Linked DNA regions of Homo sapiens: region 2 is linked to region 1. A link is an interaction called in ENCODE POLR2A ChIA-PET data of the cell type or tissue named here. Cell type or tissue: B cell. All regions are shown on one strand. Each heading gives the region's core, and the rest is flanking DNA. Links, peaks and the distances in the headings are about the cores only.

The links. ChIA-PET counts read pairs that join two places held together with the same protein. Peaks named below come from ENCODE experiments on the same cell type or tissue, not always from the same donor. Only the 100,000 strongest peaks of a DNase experiment are listed, where the experiment ranks them.
Region 2: POLR2A ChIA-PET joins it to region 1 with 11 read pairs; 10 of 35 experiments call an interaction of 5 or more read pairs at or near these places.

The regions. Positions count from the first base shown.
Region 1 is chr19:46,725,307-46,733,627 of GRCh38, forward strand. STRN4 (striatin 4) reads right to left here. Exons shown (of 18, transcript NM_013403.3): 5 at 7,733-7,930; 6 at 5,426-5,567; 7 at 3,312-3,471; 8 at 2,588-2,701; 9 at 2,146-2,240; 10 at 167-342; 11 at 26-73. Among named protein-coding and RNA genes, the nearest start is that of PRKD2, 12 kb to the left of the region's middle. RefSeq lists enhancers at 39-583, 2,214-2,757, 3,302-3,845, 5,282-6,481, 5,946-6,763. In B cell, for the core only: CTCF peaks have their summits at 3,620 (motif pointing left) and 3,827; a DNase peak (open chromatin) is centred at 3,615.
Region 2 is chr19:46,815,270-46,823,590 of GRCh38, forward strand. No RefSeq gene overlaps it. Among named protein-coding and RNA genes, the nearest start is that of SNAR-E, 11 kb to the right of the region's middle. RefSeq lists enhancers at 6,301-6,420, 6,591-6,650. In B cell, for the core only: no CTCF peak of the experiment used is centred there; DNase peaks (open chromatin) are centred at 6,422 and 6,982; H3K4me3 peaks cover 1,516 bases; H3K27ac peaks cover 3,971 bases.

The sequences.
Region 1 (8,321 bases), core at 296-8,295:
AGCAGGCTCAGGGGCACCTCCCTACCTGTGAGCCCGGAAAGCATGTATAGGTTCCACATCTAGCGCCGCATTCCTGTGGGATGACAGAGGAGCCTGATGTCACTGAGACCCTGTCACCCCCGTCCCCAGATGCCCCTGCCCCCGGCTCTGAGCTTGCTGCCCTCACTTCTTGGCCGTGACCGCCTTCTGCAGGTTCCAGAGCTTGAGCGTGCCGTCCTCGGAGGCGGTGAGCAGAGCCGACTGGCTGTGGTGGAAGGCCAGGGAACGAATGCCGTCGTAGTGCGAGCGCAGGGTGAACTTGGGGTTCCACGTCTTCTTAAAAGCATCTTTGCTGTCAGACAGCTGGGGTTGGGGGGAGCTGCCTCAGTGTCTTCGCATCCATCCCAGCAGTCATGCAGACACCGACACCCAGGGCTTGAGGGCCCCTGTCTTCCACCCACATGACCCTGGCAGGAATGCCCTCAGAGCCTGGGCTCCAGCCGGGAACTCTCCCCTTCCTCTGCTGGGCAGAGTCTCCATGCTCGCCCAACAAGTCCCCACACTGCGCTGGGTTCTGGAGAGACAAAGGTGAGCCTGACCCCTTGGGGTCTTGCAGTTGAGAGGAAGGGGAATGGGGGACACAACTGGACCATCCCACAAGTGTGCAGGATCATCAGCCATGAGCAGGGCAATGAATTAAAGATGCACAGAGAGACATCAGGCAGCCTGCCCTCCTCCCTGGGGGCCACTGAGGCTTTCCTGAGGAAGCACGAGCCAGCAGGACTTCACAAGATAAGGAGAGGGCCCTGGAGAGGGAAAGGGCCCGTGCAGAGGCCCTGAGGCAGCAAGGGCGAGCCCAGGCCTGAGAGGTCAGTGGTACAGGCTGCAGGAGGCAAGGAGAGTGGCAGGGGATGAGACAGGTGCTGGGTGGTGAGCCCCGGAGGAATGCGCATTTCATCCTAAGAAAAAGCCTCAGAGAAACAAGGAGCCGGGGAAGTGTTTAGAGCAGGGGAACGACATGGCTTGTTCCTGCCACCCCTGAGAGGCTCAGATTAGGGGCAGGTAAAAGTAGCCACAGACGGGGCACAGTGGCTCACGCCTGTAATCCCAGAACTTTGGGAGGCCAAGGCAGAACGATCATTTGACCCCAGGAGTTCGAGACCAGCCTGGGTAACATAGGGAGATCCCCTCAAGGAGCAAAAAAAAAAAAAAAAGGTAGCCTCAGAGAAAGAGGTTGAGAGGCCAGGAAGTCCCAGGGGAGATGAGGGCATGGAGACCAGACACGTGACCATGAAGGGGAGGCAGTGCACAAGTGGGAGAGCTGTGGGGGCCTCTGTCCACCACGCTGCATGCGCCCTGGTGCCGCTCACCCAGCAGGGGACCCGGAGAGGGCCAGGTTCCGGAGAGATGACGAGCAGAGTACCAGGCAAGCCTCAGCACCATGCCCCAAGATGGGCTCCCAGCTGACGTCCCTGCCTTAGCTGTCCCTTCTGCCACAGTTCTTTAGGGTCAGAGGATCTGCTACTGTGTGGTTCACTCACCCCCTCCCCTAGCGGGGCTCAGAACACTGCACTTCCCCAAGATGAAATGACATCTTGGGGCGTGCAGAGGGACCCCATGGCACACTCCACTTCTCAGGCCTCTGCTCTGACCCCCCTTCCTGAATCTCACAGCAGTCCCCACCCAGCCTTACTAGGGTCACCAACACTGGAAATCCCATTCTGTCACAGTAAAATGTGCACATACACCCACACCAAAAGCTCCCAGCTGGCCAAAGGCTCCCAGCTGGCCAAAGGCTCCCAGATGGCCAGAGGCCCGTCCACTGAGGCCCGGAACATTTCATTTCAGCCCAGCTGCCCATTCACACTAGATTGGCCTGACTTGGCAGAGCAGGGGGTGGCTACAGGTCATCTTCCTGCATTCCAAATCACCAGGGTGGGAGGGGCAGAGTGGAGGAGCCGTGGAACTGTGATTAAAACACAGGCTCCAGAGTCTTCCAGGCCCTGCGCCTTGGCGACCGCAGTCAAGTCCCTCCACTGTCTACATCTGCACCCCTCTGTGAAACAGGATGAGCAGGGCACGGGCGGCACCCAGTCAGAGCTTGCAGGGGCTGGCCCTGGGCGCAATGCCAATGGGGACAGTGTGGGGGGCACCCGGAGAACTTACATCGCAGCTGAGGTCGTTGTCGTTGGTGACGGTGAGATCTGCCAAGTCCCCCAGGCTCACCTCCCCGCCCCCGATAGTGTCCATGATGAAGACGTCTGAGGAGAAGCCAAAGGAACCTGGTAGGGGGAGGGGAGGGAGGGGCAGAGAGGGCCAGGGAGAGAGAGAATGACAGAGAGAGGCAGAGAAAGAGATAAAGAGCAAGAGAGAGAGACGGGGAGAGGACAAGATGAAGAATCACAGCTGGAAAGAGACAGAGAGACAGACAGGGCAGGACAGACAAAAAGAGAGGGAGACAGACAGACAGACGAACTTTTGGGGCAGGGAGGCTGCAGACTGGAGGCTGGGCCTCGACCCTGAAGACACAGAAGCCCTGGGCTCAGCTCTGCAGCCTCCCTCTGCCATGGGCCCGCAGGACTGGGACCAGGTGGGGGGTGCCTCTTACCTTCATGTGGCCGGGGCTGGGGTGTGCCAGGAGGCGGGCCAGTCACTTTTGGGGGCAGCCCATCCACATCCCGCAGGTCAGCCAGAATGCCTTGGAGTTTGACCCGACGGCTTTCTGCAGGGTCGAGGCATAGGGCCGGAGTCACCCAGCAGTTCCAACCCAGTCTGGCATAGGTGACGCCTTCCCCACACTGAGGGCCCCCTGCCACTCTGTGGGGCTGTGAAGCTCTGGCCCTGGGGGAGGGGGGGAATGGGCAGAGGAGAGGAGGTTGATTGGGCCCCTCCGTGGGGCAGTGGGCAGGTCACTGCCTTGCCTAGGCCTCAGGCCCCAGCCACCCATCCCACGTATCCTGAGAGCCCTCCTAGCTAGGAGTCACAGGACAGGGAGGAAGATGCGGCCCTCCCACCTGCCTCTCCCCGACTGGGTCCTCATCCTGTTCCCTCCTTGAGGCCAGCCAGAGCTGGACGCCCGCCCTGGAGGGCTGGCGGCCCCACTTCAGGAAGAGCCAGGACTGCCTGCGTCTCCATGGGGATTTTCCAGGGAAGGGGTGAGGGGCCGGCGGCCATGACCTGGGCCTCCTGCTCTCCTTGGCTACCCTCCTCTCAGGAAACATATCCGTCCGGTAGAGAGACCCTGTACAGGAAGCAGCTGCGGGCAGCTGAGCCTGCTCCCACCCCCTCGGTGGGGAAGGCAAGCGGGGGCTGGCCAGAAAACGTCAGCTCACCCAGCTCATGGGGGCTCCCATCCACAGTGCACCGCCGAGGGTCTGGAGCCCCTTCCCCATCCTCTCCTGAGCCCAGGAAATCAAACTCATTGATAGCATCCTCAGAGTCGTCTTCCTCATCCTCGTCTTCCATTTCGGGCACCAGAGCCTTGGATGGGAGCTGGCACATGGAGAAAGCCAGACAAGTCAGGGGGCCTCTTGTCCAGAGACTAAGCCACCTCCGTGCCTAGGAACAGGTAAGCCGGGGCTCTGGGCCCGTTTCTGTTCATGGGGCTGCCTCAGCCGCCAGCCAGCTGCCCTGGAGCGCCCCCTGCTGGGCCTTGGACAGCTGCTACCACTAGGGCCGGTCGGCCTGACCCCACCCTCACGCAGTCCTTCCCCTAGCCAGGGCTCAGCCTGCTCCAGTCCCCCAGCAAGGTGCCTCGGATGAAGAAAAGTCAGATAATGCAACAATCTGCCTGCAGGGAGGGCAGATATGCACTGGTGTCCGTGTGTGAATATACGGAGGTGCAAACAAGTGAGGATGAATGGACCACAGCATTGCAGCGATAAACACAGCACCAGCAGCCGTGCTGGCACAAGAGCAAATTCCACTCACTGAATGACCACTGACTACCCCTCGCAGACACGACTTCACTTAACCCCCAACCCTGCGAACAGCTACCGTGAACACTGTCATTATCATTCCCACATTACAGGCCAGGAGACAGGCTGAGCAGCAGGAACCCACTTGCCCTAGGTCACCAAGGCCAAGCTCTGCCCACTGTGAACTCCTCCAGGGCGTGGCTGACCCCTTCCACATGTCAGCCCCCCAGGCTGAGTTTGGCGACACCTCTCGGGCACCAGTGAGGGGCCAGCCTCTGACCTGCATGGGGGGGACCAGAGGGAAGGGGCATGGAGAAGACCTAGGGCCAAGGTTTATTCAACACTTGTGCAAAGAATGGGGAAGGGGAGGGTTTAGACAGCATGCCCAGAAAGGCAGCGGCCGGGCTCAGGACTCCAGAGGAGAGAACCACCACAGGTGCTCTGAGGGGCACACGAGTGGCAATTGTGCTCTGCCAACAGTGCCTGGAACCATGAGGGCTCCACCACTACCAAGTGCCACCAGCGCCACTAACACCTACTGAGCACTTGGGGGACAGCCACCATGCAGCTGAGGGCTTCCTGGGCACCAGCTCATTCTAATTAAATCCTCAACAACTCAGACGGAGGGACTCAGCCCCATCTAAAGGGTGAGGAGACTGAAGCCAAGACAAAGAAGTGTGGGCCAGAACTCACGCAGCTGGGCCAGGGCCCCCTGGGAGCCATGGGCAGTCCCCTGGGTTCCCAGCTGGGCCTCGATGGAGGGCTGCTGCGTAGAGACAGAGAGCCCTACCCAACCAGCCAGCCCAAGGGTGTGGGCCCGAAGGGGTGCAAACACCACGGATGATTCCTGATGGAATGGGTGGAGGGGTGGAAAAGGACTAGAAATTCTCAGAGGGGTGGGAAGGACCAAGCGTCTGGACCAGGGGCCAGCATTTGAGACCCTGGACTCAGCCCTCCTGCTCTTCCTCTAGGCCTCCTGCAGTGCTGCGGCTCCGTGCACACCACTCTACTTGGGGTGCGACTCTGTGCTGAGCCACACTGGGGATACTGGAGATGCAGTGGAGGCCCACACAGGCCCAGTCCCTCCCAGGGAGAGGTCAGGAGGAATACAGACCAGACAGGGAGGACCCCAGAGTGGCCAGGGCCAGGGAAGGGAGCCCAGGGTGAGTCAGAGAAGGCTTCCTGGAGGAGGGGGTGTCTGAGCTGAGTCTAAAGGAGGAAAGAAAGGGGACCTAGGCAAAGGGACCCGCTAATGGGAAGCCCGGGGCTCAGGGAAAGCTCCGAGGCCATCTGCCACAGGTGCCTCCTTCATAGGCACATGCCCCTGCCTCCACCACAACGCGTCCTTCTGCACATGACTATTTACAAGGCCGCTGCTGGCCACAAGCTCCTCCAGGCCAGGGCCTGTGTGTCTCCATATCCCTGCTGCCAGCACACACCGCAGCCCCTGAAGGCCCAGGCTGACTCGGAAGGGCTTCGATCAGGTCACACCCAGGCCAGGCTGTGCAGGGCATGGAGGAAGGGCTCACCTTCACACGCTGCTTCTTGTGCTGCACGCTGTCCAGCTCATCGTCCTCGTCGCTGTCTTCGTCCTCGCAGTTCTGCAGGAAGGGGATCTGCCCCAGCACTGAGCCGCCCAAGCGCTCTTTGCCATCTTTGCCTGCCGCGTTCCTGCCAAAGACAGCAGAGCAGAGGAGGCATGAGTCCTGGCAGGTGTCAAAGCTCAGATAGGAAGGTGCCCTCCCAGGCTTGGTGGCCAGAGCCCAGACCCAGCTAACCCCCTAACCCCTGAGCAGCCTTGACTCTGGTCACACACAGAGCCCCAACCCCAGCCTCTGCCCAACAAATGCTCATTCCAACTGGAAGCCTCACTCAGACCGCAAACGGGGCCCAGCTCCTCAATGACCGCCGACCTGAGTTTCAGAGGGCCAGCCCCCAACCCTGGTCACAAATCTCCATCCTGTGCTGAGTCAGAAGGAAAGCTGGATGAGAAAGTGCCACTGACTCAGCAGTCCCCATTCCCACAGCCCAGTCAGACCACAAGGGCAGGTCAGGCAGGAGGCAAACACGCCCTGCAGGAAAGAGGAACCGGCCATTCTACAAATGCTCTGGGAGGCGCCGAAAGCCAGCCAGCCTCGCGCAAGCAGGGGCGCCGGCGATCCCTGCTACCCAGGAGCCTGCACTATCCCCAGCAACAGATGGCACTCCTCCTTCCACCTCCTGGCTTCCAACTTCATGACAAGTTATAGCAGAGGAGGTACTGACCCAGCCTGACTGCGGGAGAAGGCAGGGTGCAATTCCAAGTGCAGATCGACGAAAACGTCCCCCCTTTCTGCCATCAGGTTGATGCCCTGGAGGTCTTGTCAACTGCCAGTTACCAACGGGTGCAGAGGTCACTGCAGATGTACCCTCTCGCCTCACGGCTGCCATCACCAGAGCTCCACTCCATCCTCAGAACACTCGCTGCACTTGCAGCGGGACACAGGACTCCATTCTCACCGGCCTTCCTCCCACAACGACACTGACACGCCGCACAGGCTCAGCCTCTTTCTCAGCTTCCTCCTCCTGTTCCTCCCTCCAGCCTCTAAGTGGGAGAGCACCCGGGCAGTCCCCAGATCTCTTCTCTGCGTCATCTACACTCACTCCTGCAGGCACTGCAGACGGCCATGGCTTTCCAAAGAATGCCCATGTGCTTGTTCAACTAGACCTATGTTTAGGGGCCAAATGCCCCGCAGCTCCAGACGAGCTCTGCTTCTCCACATGGGGGTAAACAGGCCCCTCACACTTCACACAACCTCGGCGGCCCCCAGAACTTCCACTCCCAGGCTTCCCCGTCTCAGGGGATGCTGCTCCAATGGCTCACACCAAACCCTGGAGTCGCTCGTTTCTTTTCCTCTCCCCTTAGCTGCAGTCCTTCAGTGTCGACTGCCTGAAAGCCTCTGGGGAAGCTGACACCTCTCGCCTCACCACCGCTAAAGTCCATCAGCTCTGTCCCAGACATCGAGCCATCTCCTAACTGGTCCGCCTGCCTCCTCTGTGACCCTCCCACACCTCTCCTTCTCAGAGTGGATCAGGTACGTCAGATTATGTCACCCCGCTGCTCGAAAGCACTGGCTTCCCACAACCCTGAGTCAAACTCAGACTCTATCCCAGCCCAAGGCCCTGAGTGGCTGACTCCTGAGACCACAACCTCCCCGCAGCCCACGCCTCACTGCCTGCGGCCATGCCGGCCTCGTGCTGCTTCTGTGCAGGCTGCGTCTCTCCTGCCTCTGGACCTCGGGGTTCACTGTGCCCTCTGCCTAGAACATTCTCCTCCCAGCCACTCGTGTGGCTTACCCTCCATTTAATGCCCACAGAGGCCCTCCCTGCCCACCCCCTGCAGAGGAGCACATATTGGCCCTCGTGGTCTCCATCGTGCTTAGCATCACCTACGTGGCCTCACTTGTTCTGCTTAACTGACAATTGCTGATGAGAGTGAACAAGCCAGAGATTCCTGAGGGTGGCGACCACGTGTGCTCCACTCCCTGCTGGCGAGGCACCCAGGGTGTGCCTTCGGTAAGCACCCCACTCGACCGAGAAGCGGGCAGGCCTGAGTATCAGGACGGGGGCAGGGCTGGAGATGAGGCCATGGCGAAGTGTGTGGAGGGAACCCAGGACAGAATCCGGGGGATCCCAGCAGTGAAGGGACTCAGGGTTTCAGAACAAGGGAGCCCACGGCATACTCCAGGAGGAGGGGCCGCCAGGGCACCCAGCGCCATCAGCTGACACTCTGACCCTGGCCTTCACCAGCAGTCAGGAGGAACAGAGAGACACACCTGCCATGTCCACGGGCTCACCTCTTTATCTGCTCCTCGATCTGTTTCACCAGCAGCGACTCCCCACCACTGAGCCCTGCAGGGCCTGGTGGAGCCCTGGGGGCCCCTTCACTCGGCTCCACTGCCCCGTTGAGCTCCAGCGAGCGGCCCAGCAGGGAACGGACGCGCTTGGACCGCATGTCGAGGATGGTGTCTGTGTAGCCCACCTCTTCCAGGTACCTGCAGGGGTGCAGAGCCACGTGGGTCAGACATCCCCTGGGCTTCTTCATGTACCACAGGGGCCAATGCAAACCGAGACAACCTCTTAAGGGGCCACTTAAGAGCATACACCAAAATCTGACATAAGCACACCCTCGCTCCAGCAGTTCCCCGTCAAGGCTATTTCCAGTGGAAGCCCTTGTACACACACACAATGCTATGTGTGAGGGTGCTCCCTGCACTGCTGTATGGGGAAGCCGAAGCACAGGGACCAGCCTCAGCACCCACCGACAGGGGCTGTGTCAGCAAATGACTCATAGCGCTGCAAGGCAGAAGATCAACAGGGCAGAGCCTTAAGGGAAGCTGGCCACGGTAAACAGCAGAACGAAAACGCTAAGTTCTATGATCCACA
Region 2 (8,321 bases), core at 254-8,253, 90 kb after region 1:
CCATGCCCAGCTAATTTTTTTGATTTTTTTGTAGAGATGAGGTCTCACTATGTTGCCCAGACTGGTCTTAAACTCCTGGGCTCAAGGGATCCTCCTGCTTCAGCCTCCCACAGTGCTGAGATTACAGGCATGAGCCACTGCACCTGGCCAAGACAATTTTTTGAAAGAGCTCAGTGCTGCAAGAAGAATTCGTCTGCAATCTGAGTGAGGATAAGGAACCTGCCTGATGAGGGACTGAGAAGAGAGAAGCTGGCAAAAGAAATAGCAAGTGCAATGAACCAGACGTGAGAATGAACTTGAAGTGGTCAGGAATCAGATGGAGACCAGGGGCCATGGCTCACACCTGTAATCCCAGCACTTTGGGAGGCCAAGGCGGGTGGATCATCTGAGGTCGGGAGTTCAAGACCAGCCTGGCCAACATAGTGGAACCCCGTCTCTACTAAAAATACAAAAATTAGCTGGGCATGTTGGCGGGCGCCTGTAATCCCAACTACTTGGGAGGCTGAGGCAAAAGAATTGCTTGAACCCAGGAGGTGGAGGTTGTAGTGAGCCGAGATCACGCCACTGCACTCCAGCCTGGGCGACAGAGCGAGATTCTGTCTCAAAATAAATAAATAAACAAAAATGAAAAGAATTAGAAGGAACAGGGTGGCTGGATTCAAGGGATTGTGGGGAAGTGTCATCAGATGTGGCTGAAGAGGTAGGTTGAGATGGGCATCATAGACTCTGTGAAGAACTTAAGAACCTCCTCTTCCAGGAAGCCCTTCTTGACTGCATCAACTAGGTTTTCCCATCCCAGCCCTGTTCCCACTAGGTTGTTGCTCTTGGGGCACTGGCCTATCTGCTCCGCTGGCCTGTGAGCCCTCTGACGGCCAGGCCAGTCACCACTATGTCCTCAGCATCACCTAGCACAGGCCTGAGCACACAGGAGGTGGTCGGTAAATGCCCAGGTCATTCTGGCACTGCCAGCAAGCCCCAAGAAGCATCCCTTGCTCTGCCTCCCCGCCGCGCACCTCTGTTCCTGGGCGTAGCACCAGGGATTCCTGAGTTCCCCGTTTGGCCATTCACACTGGTTTCAGCCTAGCCTCTTTCATCCCATCCTCAAAGGCCCATGTGGGGAGGAGGCCGGGATCCAGCCGCCTCTGATGGGCTGCAGGCCGGAGGTGAAGGCTCTGAAGTGGGCAGATCAAACGCCATGTGGGTTGGGCCGCCGTTGGGGAGGCTGAGAGGAGACGCAGGTTCCCAGGCATGAGTGTGCAGGGTGGAGAACAGGAGAGCCAGGCCAGATGGGGACCAGCAAAGGGGCCCATATGTTCACCCGTCTTTATAATAACACAGCTTCCAATTGTTGATTCATTACGGCCAGGTACAGGGTTAATTTTTTTTTTTTTTTTTTTTTTGAGACAGGGTCTCACTCTGTCACCCAGACTGGAGTGCTGTGGTGACATCATGGCTCACTACAGGCGTGTGCTACCATGCCTGGTTTATTATTTTTAAAAATGTTTTGTAGGCTGGGTATGGTGGCTCAAGCCTGTAATCCCAGCACTTTGGGACGCTGAGGCGGACGGATCACCTGAGGTCAGGAGTTCAAGACCAGCATGGCCAACATGGTGAAACTCCATCTCTACTAAAAATACAATAATTAGCCGGGTGTGGTGGCAGGCACCTGGAGTCTCAGCTACTAGGGAGGTTGAGGCAGAAGAATCGCTTTAACCCAGGAGGCGGAGGCTGCAGTGAGCCAAGATCACGCCACTGCACTCCAGCCTGGGTGACATCACGAGACTCTGTCTCAAAATAGAAAAAAATGTTTTGTAGAAACAGGATCTCACTATGTCACCCAGGCTGGAGTGGAGGCACCGTTGTAGCTCAATCCAGCCTCGAACTGCTGAGCTCAAGTGATCCTCCCACCTCAGCCTCCCAAAGTGCTGAGATTATGGGTATGAGCCACCATGCCCAGCTAAAAGTCAATTCTTTTGATAGAAAGGTCAGAAGAGCAGAGAAGATCAAACAGCTGGTTCATGTGCTGATGGGAATGATCTGGATTTCTAGATTCCAGAAGAGAAGCAAGAGAGGAAAGTGGCTGGATTGTTGTCGTTGAGTAAGCAAGAGGGGAACCATCCCTAGGCTCAAGAGAAGAGGTCTTGAGAAAGAGTATATGGCAGCCAGGCGCGGTGGCTCACACCTGTAATCCAAGTACTTTGGGAGGCCGAGGCGGGCGGATCACGAGGTCAGGAGATCGAGACCATCCTGGCTAACATGGTGAAGCCCTGTCTCTACAAAAAAAAAAATTACAAAATATTAGCCAGGTGTGGTGGCAGGCACCTGTAATCTCAGCAACTCAGGAGGCTGAGGCAGGAGAATTGCTTGAACCTGGAAGGTGGAGGTTGCAGTGAGCCGAGATCACGCCATTGCACTCCAGCCTGGGCTACAAGAGTGAGATTCCGTCTCAAAAAAAAAAAAAAAGAAAGAAAGAAAGAGTATAAGGCACTCTGAGAGGCTGAGGCGGGCGGATCACTTGAGGCCAGGAGTTCGAGACTAGCCTGGCCATCATGGCGAAACCCCATCTCTACTAAAAATATAAAAATTAGCTGCTTGTGGTGGTGCGTGCCTATAGTCCCAGCTACTCTGAGGCACGAGAATCACTTGAATCCAGGAGACAGAGGTTGCTGTGAGTAGAGATCACACCACTCCACTCCAGCCTGGGTGACAGAAAAAAAAAAAAGAAAGAAAGAGTGTATAAGGCTGGACACAGTGGCTTATGCCTCTAATCCCAGCACTTTGGGAGGCGGAGGCTTTCAAATCACTTGAGGCCAGGGGTTTGCGACCAGCCTGGCCAACATAGTGAGACCTCACGTCCACTAAAAAAAAAAAATACAAAAAATTAGCTGGACATGGTGGCACACACCTGTAATCCCAGCTACTTGGGAGACTGAGGCATGAGAATCGCTTGAAACAGGGAGGCAGAGGTTGCAGTGAGTTGAGATCACACTATTGTACTCCAGCCTGGGTGACAGACTAAGACTCTTTCTCAAAAAAAAGAAAGAATATAGTTCAGCCGGGCACAGTGGCTGATGCCTGTAATTCCAGCACTTTGAGAGGCTGAGGCGGGAGGATGCCTTGAGCCCAGGGGTTTGAGACCAACCTGGGAAACAGCAAATCCCCGTGATATGATTTGGGTGTGTGTCCTAACCCAAATCTCATGTAGAATTGCAATACTCAGCCAGGTGCGGTGGCTCACGCTTGTAATCCCAGCACTTTGGGAGGCCGAGGCGGGTGGATCGCAAGGTCAGGAGTTCAAGACAAGCCTGGCCAAGATGGTGAAACCCCGTCTCTACTAAAAATATATAAATTAGCTGGGTGTGGTGGCACGTGCTTGTAATCCCAGCTACTCAGGAGGCTGAGGCAGAGAATTGCTTGAACCCGGGAGGCAGAGGAAACGCACAAAGCAAGGCAGCAAAAGCAGAGATCTATTTTAAAGGAAAGCACACTTCACAGGGTGGGAGTGGACTCAAGCTAGCAGCTGAAAAGTGTCCGTTACAGAATTTTTGGGGATTTGAATACCCTCTGGAAGTTTCCCATTGGCCTGTGACCAGTCTGATTGGTTGTAGGAGAGGACCAATTCGAATGAAGAGTAGGCCTGTAACCAGTCTGATTGGTTGTGGGAGAGGACCAATTAGAATGATGCATAGGCCCGCAGCCAGTCTGATTGGTTGCAGGAGGGGGCCAATCAGAATGAAGAGTAGGCTCAGGACCAGTCTGATTGGTTACAGGAGGGGACCACTCAGAGGTACTTTCATTTTTCAACAGCCATGCAGAAAAAGGAGGGTTTGAAAGGGGAGTAGCCTCTGATATCCAGTCATCATGAATTGGCCTTAGGCTCTCTGGCTCCAGACCCTATTCTCCTGCCTCAGTTAGAGTGATGCAAGGAGGGCCTTGAGCTGAGGAATGTGGACAGCTTCCTGAAGCTGGACAGGGCAAGAGAGCCTCCAGGAGAAGCCCTAGAGTCTCCAGAAGGGATGCAGCCCAGCCAACACCTTGATATTAGCCCTGTAAAACCCATTTTGGGGGCCTGGGGCAATGGTTTATGCCTGTAATCCCAGCACTTTGGGAGGCCGAGGCAGGAAGATCGCTTGAGCCCAGGAGTTGGAGACCAGCCTGGGCAACATAGGAAGAGTCTCTACAAAAAATTTTTTAAAATTAGCCGGGCATGGTGGCACACACCTGTAGTCTCAGCTACTTGGGAGGCTGTGACAGGAGAACTGCTTGAGCCCAGGAGGCTGAGGCTGCAGTGAGCCATGATCAGGCCACTGCACTCCAGCCTGCATCATAGAGCCAGACCCTGTGGTAAAAAAAAAAAAAAAAAAAAACCTCCAGAACAGTAAGGTAGTAAATAAATCTGTCTCCTATGGAGCCACTAAGTGTATGGTCATTTGTTACAGGAGCAATAAGAAACCAATACCCTTGGCTGTGCACGGTAGCTCACCCTTGTAATCCCAGCACTTTGGGAGGCCGAGGCAGGCGGATCACCTGAGGTCAGGAGTTCAAGACCAGCCTGGCCAACATGGAGAAACCCCGTCTCTACTAAAATACAAAAAAAAATCAGCTGGGTGTAGTAGTGGTGGGCGTCTGTAATCCCAGCTATTCAGGAGGCGAGACTGAGGCAGGAGAATCACTTGAACCCGGGAGGCAGAGGTTGCAGTGGGCCGTGATCACGGCACTGCACTCCAGGCTGGGTGACAGAGCGAGACTTCGTCTCAAAAAAAAAAAAAAACAAAAAAAGCCAGTCACAGTCTGCATGGAACAGAGGAAGAGCGGGTGGAAGATGAGGTCAGACAGAGAACAGGGAGCTGGTGAGTCATGGTGAAGATGTTGTCTTTTAGTGAGTGTGGCAGGAGCCACAGAAGGGATTTGAGGAGGAGAATGACATCATGTCACTTCTGTCAAAGGATTCTGCTGCCATATGGGGACCTTTCTGTTGGGGACAAGGGCAGAAGCAGCGAGGAGGTGACTGCAATTTTCCAGGTGAGAAATGATCATGGCTAGACTAGCTCTGGGGGTTCAGACTTTGTTTTTGTTTTTGTTTTTGTTTTTGTTTTTGTTTTGAGGTGGAGTCTCGCTGTGTCTTGTCCAGGCTGGAGTGCAATGGTGCGATCACGGCTCACTGCAGCCTCCATCTCCCAGCTTCAAGCGATTCTCCTGTCTTAGCCTTCCGAGTAGCTGGGATTACAGGCGTGTGCCACCACACCTGGCTAATTTTGTATTTTTTAGTAGAGACGGGGTTTCACCATGTTGGCCAGGCTGATATCGAACTCCTGACCTCAGGTGATCCGCCTGCCTAGGCCTCCCAAAGTACTGGGATTACAGGCGTGAGCCACGGCGTCCAGCCTTTGGGGGGTCCGACTTCGGGTGCATTTTGAAGGTCAACAGGATTTCCCCTGGATGGGATGTGGGGTGTGAAAGCAGAGAGGAGTCATGAGCCCTTTCTAAGTTTCCAGACAGCATGCTTGAACACACGATGGTTTCTCTGGGGCTCAAGGACATTAGGCTACTCCTGGCCCTTAGCGTGTAGCTGTACACAGGAAGTGTCCTGCTGTGCTGTATTAATTAAAGTGGATGTTGTCAGCCGAGTTGGAGACATCCCGGGGGAGGAAAGGCCGGGCTGACCCTGGTTAACTTCAGGCAGGTGTCAGGCATGCAGCGAATGTCATCTTCCGCCTCTCATTCTCCCTCTGGGCTGGGCCTGCCTCTTCTTTCCCCAGCTAGCAAATAAATCATCTCTCCCATCTCCACCTGGAATTCATTCTCACTCATGTTTAATGAGGCTACCACACCCTTCTGCCAGGTGTGTCTTCACCCAGGTCGCTGATAACTACAAATAGGTTATATTTCAACTCTTTTGAGTATGCTGTGAGGTAGAGATCCAATTTCCTGCTGCGTGTGCAGAACAGAAGACAACTGTCTCAAACAAAAAGAAAAACCAAAACAATTATTTTAGGCCTGGCGCAGTGGCTCACACCTGTAATCCCAGCACTTTGGGAGGCTGAGGCAGGAGGCCGAGCTGGAGCTCAGTAGTTCGAGACCAGCCTGCGCAACATAGGGAGACCCCTGTCTCTGCTAAAAATTTTAAAAATCAGCCTAGCGTGGTGGTGCACGCCTGTAGTCCCAGCTACTAGTGAGACTGAGGCAGGAGTGATGGCAGTGGCTGCTGTCATTACACCGGCTGCAGCAGGGAGGTGCGGCTGGGGCTACACACTCCATGGAGCCGGTGGAAGCCCTGCCCCTTCTGAGCTGTGGTGGGAGTTCCCCAGATGCCACTGCAGCCGCCCAAACCGCCACTGTGGATTGAGCCTTCCTGTGCTCTTGCAGGGGCCAGAAGTAGGTAGGGTCTGCCCTCCCGGGTGCAGCTGCAGCTGCCCCCATGGCTGCCAACCTAGGCCTCCAGCTCCACAGAGTGAGCAAGAGCCGGGGACAAGTGGGAGCCCCACCCCTTCCGAGTTGGCAGGGCAGGAGCTCCCCGGATGCAGCTGTGGCCGCCCTCTGAGGCTGAGGACCTGGGCCTCTCTGCAGCCTGCACTCTCAGAGGCCGGGAAGGCCCCCCCAATCTCTGCAGACTGCTGGGTGTCTTCTCCTGCTGCCTGGCCTCTCTTCTCTCCCAGCGCCAGCTCTGATCTGGGATCGGGGTTGGGGTCCAGTCCTGGGGCCATGAATGGCAGCAGGAGGCAGACGGATTCCTGGGCAGAAGTTGGTGGGGGGTCCCTAGTAAGGCCCCACCTTCTTGCCAGGGAGGGCCTGAAGGCTGGGGGCCAGGCTGCCAACCCCACAGACAAGAGTGGGGACTTGTACCTCCTCTGGGCCCACGCATGGCAGCCCATGGACCAACCAGCACGTACTTCCTCCTCTCTGAGGTCCATAAAAGCCCCAGGCTCCACCAGAGCAGGGCAGAGGGCAGAGGACAGAGAGACAATGGGATTACCACCTGCACAGAGGAGCTACCCTCTCTACTGAGAGCTTCAGAGACCTGCAGAGACGCCTACATGACCTGCCTGCCGAGAGGAACCACCCTCTTCAGGGCCTCATCTCTGCTGAGAGCTGAACACTCGATGGGGTGACCTGCCTACTGAGAGGAGCTGCCCACTGACGGTCTCCTCTGAGCTGTTCTAAGACTAAATAAAGCTCCTATTCATCTTCTTCACCCTTCACTTGTCTGTGTACCTCATTCTTCCTGGACACAGGACAAGAACTTGGGCAAAGGCACTGCAGCCACAGAGGTTTCTGGCCAGAAAAGCAACACCCCAAAGATCCCGTAACAGGAGGATCACTTGAGCCCAGGAGGCGGAGGCTGCAGTGAGCTGAGATTGCACCACTGCACTCCAGCCTGAGTGACAGAGCAAGGCCCCAACTAAAAAACAAAAAACAAAAAAAGCCCAGATATTTTATAATAAAAAAAAAATTTTATGGCTGGCCACGGTGGCTCACGCTTGTAATCCCAGCACTTTGGGAGGCCAAAGTGGGCAGATCACTTGAGGTCAGGAGTTTGAGACCAGCCTCACCAACACGGTGAAACCCCATCTTTACTAAAAATACAAAAATTAGCCAGGCATAGTGGCACACGCCTGTAATCCCAGCTACTGGGGAGGCTGAGGCACGAGAATTACTTGAACCTGGGAGGCAGAGGTTGCAGTGAGCTGAGATCGTGCCACTGCACTCCAGCCTAGGCAACAGAGTGAGACTCTGTCTCAAAAAAATAAAATAAAATAAAATAAAAAATAAAGTGAATGGGAAGACACAGAGTCTAGCACTCTAGAAATCTGGGTTCCAGTCTCATCTGCTCATTGTGTGTCCTTGGGCAAATGATCTTCCTTATCTACAAAGAGGAGATAATACTCAGAATTGCAATGCTAATACCAAGAGCCACTTCACAGCGTCATTACAAGATTAAATGGGATTATGCCTTTAAAGCCTTGGAAGCTGCTGGGCCTAGAGCAGGAGCTCCCCCTAACAGTTCAGAAGCTTCCTTGAGGCTGGGCTCGGTGGCTTACACCTGTAATTCCAGCACTTTCGGAGGCAGAGGTGAGCAGATCACTTGAGCCCAAGAGGTTGAGACCAGCCGGGGCAACATGATGAAACCGCCATTTCTTTTTTTTTTTTTTTTTTTGAGACTGTGTCTCGTTCTGTTGCCCAGGCTGGAGTGCAGTGGCGCGATCTTGGCTCACTGCAAGCTCTGCCTCCTGGGTTCACACCATTCTCCTGCCTCAGCCTCCCAAGTAGCTGGGACTACAGGCGCCCGCCACCACGCCTGGCTAATTTTTTTTTTTTTTTTG